Linked DNA regions of Mus musculus: region 1 is linked to region 2. The links are chromatin contacts, found by Hi-C or POLR2A ChIA-PET in ENCODE. All regions are on one chromosome and are shown on one strand. Each heading gives the region's core, a stretch centred on a gene start or an enhancer-like site at or near the end of the contact. The rest is flanking DNA. Distances are from core to core; before and after follow the strand shown. Region 1 holds the start of Sdhb (succinate dehydrogenase complex, subunit B, iron sulfur (Ip)). Region 2 holds the start of Padi2 (peptidyl arginine deiminase, type II).

Region 1 (4,742 bases), core at 119-2,618, 55 kb after region 2:
GACGCTATAAGTCAAAAAGTGGCGAAGGACTTGTCAATGGTCACATGGCCTTGAGGGGGCGATCAAGGTAACCCCCAGGGGTTCAGGCCTCTCCACACCCCCTTTAATGAGGCTACCTGGCAGAGAAGCCAGATTCAGGGTGAGTTCCCAGAAACTTGGCCCCATCTAGCCATTCCTCCTGTCATGGTAATTTCTCCAGTGTCTTCTAAAAGAGCCAGCGTGAGGAAACCCAAGACTATAAACAGTGCCCTCCTCTGCCAAAGGTGAGCGGAAAGAAATCAAATCCTTCCTCTGGTAACAAGGACCAGCAAAGTCACTGGGTGCCCCAAGAGACCAAGTGACTTGGGATACCAAGATCACGCCTGCCCAAGGTGGTCAAATCCCCAGTCAGAGGGTGGGGGGCTCTGAGAGAACCCATAAAAGGTGTCAGAAAGGCTGGACAGTGGTGGCGCATGCCTTTAATCCCAGCACTTGGAAGGCAAAGGCAGGCGGATTTCTGAGTTCAAGTCCAGTCTGGTCTACAAAGTGAGTTCCAGGACAGTCAGGGCTACACAGAGAAACCCTGTCTAGAAGTGCCAGAAAAAAAAAGCAGCTCAGGTGACTAAGGAAACTGACGAAATCTGAGGACACAGGTCGGTTAGTAGAAGGCTTGTTCAGCACACACAGGCATGGTGGCACACAGCTGTAATCCCAGCTCTCTGCAGTTCTTTACCTGTAGGAAGATCTGAAGTTGGGGACAGTGGACAGCCTGTGGGTCCTTGGTGGACAGCCTATAAGCTACATCACCCATCTTTCCTATTGTCATCTTCCTTGGGGTTAGAGAGGAATTAGGTGAGCAGCTCGCTCACTTACCACAGCATTCCAGAGGCTGGCACCAGCCACATACTAGGTACCCTTTCTGGCTGCTTTGGTTTTGGTTTTGTGTGTTTTGAGGCAGGGTCTCAAGTATCCCAGATGGACTCGACCTCATTAAGTAGCGGAGGGTGAGCTTGGTTCTCCTACTGTCTCCATATGCCGGGCATGCAACTTCTGTACCGACGTGACGTTCATCTTTTGATCACTTCAGTCACTTAACAAGTGTCCCAATCAGGTAGGGACTGACAGGTTCTCTAGATTTAGCACAAAGCTGACCAGACAAGAGTCACAGGTGATTGACAGACACCACTGCAAGTAGAGAAGGGTTAAAAATCACAGCCACCAGCAGAATAGGAAAGCCCCGCCCTCCTGGCCTCTGCCCCGCCCCTCCACGCTACCCTTCCCTCTCCCGCCCCTCAGACTCCAGAGGTCACCTTAGGAACATAGGAAGCCCAGTGGGCATGCGCCCTACGGGCCGCTGCTGCACACACGCACTTCCTGTACATTGGCTCGGAGAAACCGGAAGCGGCCTTCCACTCGTTGGCGCTTAGGCGGCTAGCGGTCCTCAGGGTGAGAGGCCGGCTTCCCACCGCGGTGTTCGACGGGATGCCGGAGGGGAAGGGGTGGGGCTGACGTCAGGAGCCAAAATGGCGGCGACGGTCGGGGTCTCCTTGAAGCGCGGCTTCCCGGCTGCCGTTCTCGGCAGAGTCGGCCTGCAGGTGAGCCCGGGAGCCGTGGTTCAGTGGGGAGCCGTGCCCGTCACCGAGGCTGCCTGGGTAGAGAGGCCGCGGAGAGGCGGAAGGAGCCCGGGTCCAGGCCTCGGGGGAGGACTTAACCCGGCATCCTGCTCTTGAGCATCCTTTCAGACAGCCATTCCGCGCTTCTCCATCACCGGAGAGAGAGGCGCGGCCGGGAGGAGGTTGGAAGAGAGAACAGAAAGACAGAGGTCTGGGAGGAGGACAGGGAGAGGTCAAGGTCATAGGATGAGCGACCTGTGGTCGGGACCCAGAATCAAATCCTGCTAGTTGTACTCCGCCAGGCTTGTGTGAAAGGGAGGCCTGCGGGGTGTCTGGGGTGGGACCCGGGAGGCCAGGTCGCACCTCCAGGTTAGGCTGGTCTGGATCGGTCAGGTCGGAGGGCGGTGGACTCTGCAAGGCAATGCACTTGACCCGCAGAGGAAGGGAGACATGAAAGAAAGCGACCCCGACCCCTTGAAAGATCCGTACTGTGGAAGTCTGCAGGCAAGACCCGGTTCCCTGAAGCGTGCTTATTCAGGGGTGTGTAGCGGCACTGATCTCATACCGCTGGCATGGGATGACAGGCAGAGCCTGGAGCTGCTTTTGTTAATAATTCTGTAGTAGCTCTGTCATAGGTCTCCCCACACGCCCTGTATCCTCGGGAGCTGCACAGTAGAAGCATTTAGAAAGGCGAGAAAAACTGCCTCTCCTTACTTTACAGATACCATTCAGTCCTCCTCTGGGCTTCTGGATAGTCCTTCACAGGCGGACAACAGGAACTCCCATTTTGTTTTGGGGGGTTTTGTTGGTTTTTTTTTTTTTTTTTTTTAGATTTGTGTGTGTGTGTATGAGTGTGTGCTTTCATGTATATGCACCATGTGCCCGTGGAGAAAAGAGAGCTGTATTTCCTGAACTGGAGTCACAGGTGGTTATCAGCCGCCATATGCGTGCAGGGAACTGAACTCTGCTCCTTCCAAAGTGCTAAGATGAATCTCCACCCTGTGATAATTTTAGTGTTGTTTTGGTTAGGTTTTGACTTTTCGGACAGTGTCTTTATGCAACCCTGGCTGGCCTGGAACTCAGAGATTCTCCGGCTTCAGCCTTCTGGGTGCTGGGATTAAAGGTGTGAGCCACCACCACCACCCGACTTGTGCATCCCTTTGCATGCACACCTATCACACCAGCACTCCAAAGGCTGATGCAGCAAGATCAGGAGTTTAAGGACATCCTCAGCCCCACACGGAATCCAAGGCCAACCTGGGCTACTTGGGACCCTGTCTCAACAAAAACAGACAGTGCCTTACCAGAGCCTCAGGCTGGTGTCCCAGATATTCAGTTAATGATTCTGTTTTTGTTGTTGAGAATGTTATGCATGAGTACTGTATTTAAATAATTTCCACCCCCTCTCTCCTCCCATGCCTCCCCTCCCTTTCACACTCATGACTTCTTTAATTATCATTGCTAAATATATACATACACAATCTCTTAAGTGCATTTAGTGTTCCTTATGCATGACGAGTTTAGGGCTGAGAACATGGGATGAATAATCACAACACCAGTCCGTGCCAAGGGGAATGGGAGAAATTTCACAAGGCCCCACCCCTAGTTGAAGAGCTGCAGCAATCAGTGGCTAACAAAGGGGGTGTGTCGGTTTGGGGGAGGAGCCACATGATAGGTTGTCCAGTTAATGGTTCTTGGTGACCTTGTTCTTCAGCCTCTTTCCTCGTTGCTGAGGCAGCAGTTGAGTTGTAAGAGCCCTGCTGTAAGGGGTGACTTCTCAGGCTCAGGCTGGGCTTTCTGAGTGTAGAAGAGGCTGGCTTCAAAGGTCGGACTCTGGTAGGATTTCAGGAGAGGCCTTTGCCTACTTTCCAGAGGCCTCCTGTCTGTGGGAATGCATATTTGTGCTCAAACAGCGCCATCCTCAGTTCTGGTTCTCAGTCCTGTGATGTGCACCTCTGGACTGCAGTCCTGCCTGTGGGAGTTTAGCTGCACTCGGTTAACTACCAGTAGCATCCTTATTTCTCCGTCTGGACTATGAACTCCAGGAGGGCAGACGCCTGGAATGCCCGCCTGCAGTCAGAACAATACAAATACATATATAAGCCAGTGTTGAAAAGCACAGATCGGGGCTGGAGAGATGGCTCAGAGGTTAAGAGCACTGACTGCTTTTCCGAAGGTCCTAAGTTCAAATCCCAACAACCACATGGTGGCTCACAACCATCTTTAAAGAGATCGGATGCCCTCTTCTGGTGTGTCTGAAGACAGCTACAGTGTACTTAGATATAATAATAAGTAAATCTTTAAAAAAAAAAAAAAGAAAGAAAAGCACAGATCATTTCCTGAGCTGTGCCAGCAGTTTGGCTTGCTCCTTGTGAAGTAGGTATCGGCTCCACCCTCCCCTTTGCAAAGGGGAAAGTGGGACCAGACTGGCTAAGCGATTCTCTAAAGAAAACACAGCTCAAAGGTAACAGGGCTGGATTGGAAGCAAACACACTAACACACTTCAGATACAAGCTTGCCCCTTGAGTCTGTGTGGGTTTGGCTTCATGCTGCCTTTGCCTTCCTGCCTTCGCCCACCTTCCCTCTTGGTGGCTGTGTCATCTGTCTAGCTTCAGGCCCACCCCTGAAGAAGCTAGAGGAAGTTCGTCTCCTCGCAGATTGTCTAGAGATGTTCTTCCCACATAGCACGCTCACTAGAGTCATAGATTGAGCTGCAGATGTGTTCAGTCTCCACTCCCATGGGGAACTTGGCACATAAGTTGCTGGACAAGGAGGGAGGGAAAGAAGGAAGTCTCACACTTTGGCCCATCTCCCTGTCTGCACAGTCTTTTTTTTTTTTTAAAGCAAAAGTTTATTAGGAAAAACTCCGAGAGCCAAGGAGATGACTCTGTGCATGTTGGTCAGGCCTGATGACCAGAGCCCCGCCCCCAGAGCCCACATGAAGGCAGAAGGAGGGACCCTACTGCAAAGTGTTCTTCTGCCCTCCACACGAGCGCATCCTCACCTCTGACATCATGCACACAATCGGAATAAATATGGTTTTGTTTCAAACAAAAGTTTTAATATAGATTTAGGCACACACATTAGGGGAGAGGACAAAAACTGCGAGGGGACACAGGCTTCTCATGGGGTTACTCATATTCCCCTTCC
Region 2 (4,239 bases), core at 307-2,806:
CAGTGTGGGGCACAGAAACCACGTAACTAATGAGTGCACCACACACCGCCGTCGTTTCTGCCCAGCTGGGTAACCACAGCCTTTGCCTGATCGCACAACCCTGGCTCTGCTGGGACTCACTTGCTTGACAGGAGACATGGAAGGAGTGAGTGACATACAGGACCGTTCTGCCCGTGTTGGAGGTGGGAACTCTTGCTTGCCTGCAGAGGGGTCCTCAGACCCGAGCCCACCTTAGCAGGGCAGGGGTTCCCAGTCTGGTGCCTCTTGGATTCTTTCCCACAAGCTGCCTCCTGATTGGAGAACGCTCTCCCAGGGACCAATCAGAAGTTAGCAGCTTCTCCCAGGATCTGAACCCCAAGCCTTTCAGGAGACAGTGACCCCTCTGGCTGAGATTCTGGCTCTCTGCTTCTCCACCCACATTCCTCCTAGATCCCTGATACCCAGGAACAGCTGGGGTCTTTACCATCTCCTAATTTGGGCATCTGGAGGAGAAGGATGGAGTCGAGGGCCGCTGGGCGTGCCTGGGCATACCTATGAGCAATGCGTTTAATTCAGTGTGCCCTTTGCTGGGGCTCCCTTCAGTCCCCCTCCCTCTCCAACATTCACCCCTCCACCCGCCCTTCAGTCTCCATTCCCTTAACGAAAAAGCCACTTCCTCAAATTGCATAGCCCCAGGGTTGAGTTCAGAAAGAAAGGGCCTGAGGGTGGGGTTCAGAGTGCTTCAGACCCCACCCTGCCACTAGATGTCACGGTGCACCTTGGCCTTCAGGACCATACATTGACCTCTACCTTGGCACGTCTTTTGGTGTCGCAGGCTGGAGCCCTAATCCTCTGCCCCGTCAGCCCATTGTCCTTCAACCAGGCACATCCTCCCAGCCACCGGGAGCCACCCAAATCTCCATCCATAAACACCACACAGATCAGTCCTCTCCTCGCCAGTCCTCTCACGCCCCATCCGGGGTCTTCACTACTGGCTCCAGCTCAGTATGCTCAACGCTGTCTGGGGCAGCCAGAATGCACTCCCAGATAGCCCCATTCCAGGCTCATGCTGTCGCTCTCATGCCTGGGCTTAGCATTCTGGTCCCTGCCAGGGCCACAGTTCCCCCCACTCCACCCCACTCCCTATTTCTCATGGCAATGTGGATCTAATATGGGGGGTGTCCAGCTTCCAGAAGGTGTTCAGGAGGCTCCTCTCCACCCCCTGGTGTTGCCAAGATCTTTAAGAAGCCTCAGGGTTTCCTCTGAGAAGCATTCTCCGGCCCCAGACTGGCTTTGGTTGCCACCTATTCACTCCTGCCCTGTCCCTTCGGCTACTCCTGCTCGCACTTTCTGCCCCTCGGAGCTGGAGGTGAGGGGGAGCGTCCAGAAAGGGGAATTTACTGAATAAAAGAATGAACAAGCCAAACACGGAAAACAGGAATTGACAACTTGCGGGCAGAGGGGCTTGGAGGGCGGGGCCAGGCTTGACGGACGGGTTTGCAGATCCAATCCAAGAGGAGTCCGGCGGGAAGCCCCGCCCACGCCCCGCCCCCGGCTGCTGCTTAAGGCCGCCGGCTGCTCGGCAGCGAGCGCAGGCGCAGCAGCGGAGGGCTTACCTGCAGCAGGTGCTTATTCCTGGGAGCAGCACGGAATGCAGCCGCCTATACGGGAAAATATGCTGCGGGAACGGACCGTGCGGCTGCAGTATGGGAGCCGCGTGGAGGCGGTGTACGTGCTGGGCACGCAGCTCTGGACCGATGTCTACAGGTGAGCCGAGAGAGAGTTACCCTCTCACCTACCCTTCACAAATCTTGAGACCCTGGACCTGGCTCCAGTATCCAGGTTGCCCCTCAATTCGAGATCCTCAGAAATCCAGAGAGAGTCCAGGCCAGGATCCACTTCCATGCAATCCTGAGGCCCCTCTAAGACACACAGTTACAGCCCCTGTCACAGCCTCCTCTCTGAGACTACTCCCTAAATCTAGCCTTCTCATGACTGGTCTTTCCAGCCCCTCTCCTGGGTGACTTTAACACACATGGGCTCTCTGTAACACGCCCCTTTCACTCCCCCATTCCTTCTTGGCTGACCTTTCACCCCAGCCCAGCCTCCTCCACCAGTGGACTGCCTACCCCTGCAAGCAGAAACAGCCTGGGATGTGCTGGGGACTGACTTGTCCAAAGGGGAACTGCCCACGTGGAATCTGGCCTGGTACTTATCCGATTTCACCCTCCGGGGGGTTGCTGGTGGTTGCCTGTCCCGGGGCACTGGCTGTGAGCTGTGTCCCCAAATACCTTTCCTGACTTCACCCTGAGATCAGAGAGGGGTCACTTTCCACCCGCTATGGCCCTGGGAGCCAGGGCCCGTTTCTTCCCCATTTTCTCTGCCCACACGCTCGCTCGATGGGGGTCAGGGTACCTGAGACAGAAGGCTGAAGGAATCTCGCAGAGTGTGTCCCACAAACCCAGAGAAACTGATAGGGTATAGTGTGGGACCTAGGAAAGGTGCTATGGGGAAGGAGTAGTCTGAGCAGCCTGAGAGGCCACACTGAAGCCACCATCTGCTCCGAGCACTCTCAGTGTTCTGCCTTGCGAGGGAGGAAGGGCTTCATGCTGGAGGGAGGGGCATGCCAGATTCTGTGCCTGTACATCCTCTATGGGCCGTGTTCCCAGACCATTCTGACACTAAAGCGCCTGACTCTCCCGAGCCTCCCAAAGCCCACCTAAGCACCCCCTCATGCTCTTCTGCCCGCTCTCCAGCTCCTTCCCACTGCTCGGCCACTTCACAGGAGGCCCCGGTTCCCGCTGGTCTCAGCAAGCCTAAGACGGGGCCCCTCTCTGCTCCTTTAGCCCTTAAGCCTCAGCCCCAGCCTCCACTTCACCTGGGCCTGGACTTCAGTGGGCCTTCATATAGACCCCAAAGCAGGATTATAACACAGGGGTGGGGTGTGGTCTAGGCGCCAGTGGCCTGGGAGGGTGCCCATCTCTCCCCACTCCCTGCTCTGAACTGGGCATTGCCAAGGGGTAAGCCAGGATCCTGGGCCCTAAGCCACAGTTGTCACCATGCCTGTCAGCTTGCCTGCCGGGGCACTGTGGGGACTCTCTGAAAGACTGGCATGCTGCCTCTGCTGGGGGCTAAGGAAGAAAGGGGGTCTGTGCCTAAGTCCTTGTCCTTGCTCCACCTAAGCAGAGAGAGGCCCAGCACAGTGGAGGGCAAGGGGACAGGTGTCCACTAGCCTCAGCCAGGACTCAGTTCACAGAGAGTTCCCCAACACCAAGAGTCAGCACAACCTAGACCATAACCTGCCCAGAGGAAGCTGTACGCAGGCCACCGTTGTCATTGCAAATGTTGTAATAGTCTACCTTTAAAAAAATAAGTTAACCAGACGTGGTGGTACACACCTGCAATCCCTACACACCAGAAGCTGTGGTCCGAGGACCACAAGCCGAAGGCTCATTCATACTACATAGTGAGTTCCAGCTCAGCTGGGGCCGCACAGCATGACCCTGTCTCAGTATACCCCCAACACATGCATGTGTACCTCAAAAAGGAGAAAAAACAGCCCGTAATCCCAGCACTGGGATGGGAGGCAGAGGCAGGAGGATCGCTGTATTATTCAAGACTAGTCTGGTCTACATAGTGAGTTCCAGGACAGCCAAGGCTACACAGAGAGACCTTGTCTCCCACCCCACCTCTAAGAAACACTCATAAAAGTTATTTCTTGTAATTAGTACTGGAAGCTGGGTGTGTGGTGCATGCCTTGAACCCAGCACCTGAGAGGCAGAGGATGTCCACGGATGGAGCCCTGTGAGCTTGAGGCCACGGCAACCTCCCGGCCAGACAGGGCTACCTAATAAGACCCTGCCTGTCTCAGAACAACCAAAAGAAAAGAAAAGGTGGACCTGGAGAAGTGACTTAGAGGGTAAATGTGTCGCTGTTAGCGTGAGGATCTCAGCTTGACCCTCAGGTTCCCATGTAAAAAGCTAGGTGTGGCTGTGTGCTCCTGTGCTCTGTGGGGAGCAGAGACAGAAGGTCGCTGGGGGCTTATCAGCTCGGTTCCAGGGTCAGTGAGAGCCCCTGGCAGAGAGTATCAGCATAGGACACCCAGCATCTTCCCCTGGCATCCATGTCTACTTATCACACCCACCTGCAACACATGCACACACATAAAGCACACACACACACACACACACGTTAGAGAGATGGAATTACTTTAATGCTCATGCAATAGTTTGTTAAGCCCAATGTATCCAAAGTGCCGTC

What was found. A loop is a pair of places that touch in the nucleus more often than their neighbours do. ChIA-PET counts read pairs that join two places held with the same protein, here RNA polymerase II (POLR2A).
Region 1: a map of gastrocnemius shows a loop between it and region 2 (8-fold over the local background). The contact joins the promoter of Sdhb here to the promoter of Padi2 in region 2. A Hi-C loop is called at or near these places in 30 of 37 maps with a recorded cell type or tissue (CH12.LX, CH12F3, Patski and 11 more). POLR2A ChIA-PET finds 5 or more read pairs at or near these places in 4 of 5 experiments (Patski and embryonic stem cell).

Annotation. Positions count from the first base shown.
Region 1 is chr4:140,959,903-140,964,644 of GRCm38, forward strand. It overlaps Sdhb (succinate dehydrogenase complex, subunit B, iron sulfur (Ip)), which reads left to right and starts at 1,369. Exons shown (of 8, transcript NM_023374.4): 1 at 1,369-1,574. The coding sequence starts at 1,503.
Region 2 is chr4:140,904,804-140,909,042 of GRCm38, forward strand. It overlaps Padi2 (peptidyl arginine deiminase, type II), which reads left to right and starts at 1,557. Exons shown (of 16, transcript NM_008812.2): 1 at 1,557-1,746. The coding sequence starts at 1,631. It overlaps Gm46719 (a long non-coding RNA gene), which reads right to left. Exons shown (of 2, transcript XR_001784481.2): 2 at 4,171-4,239.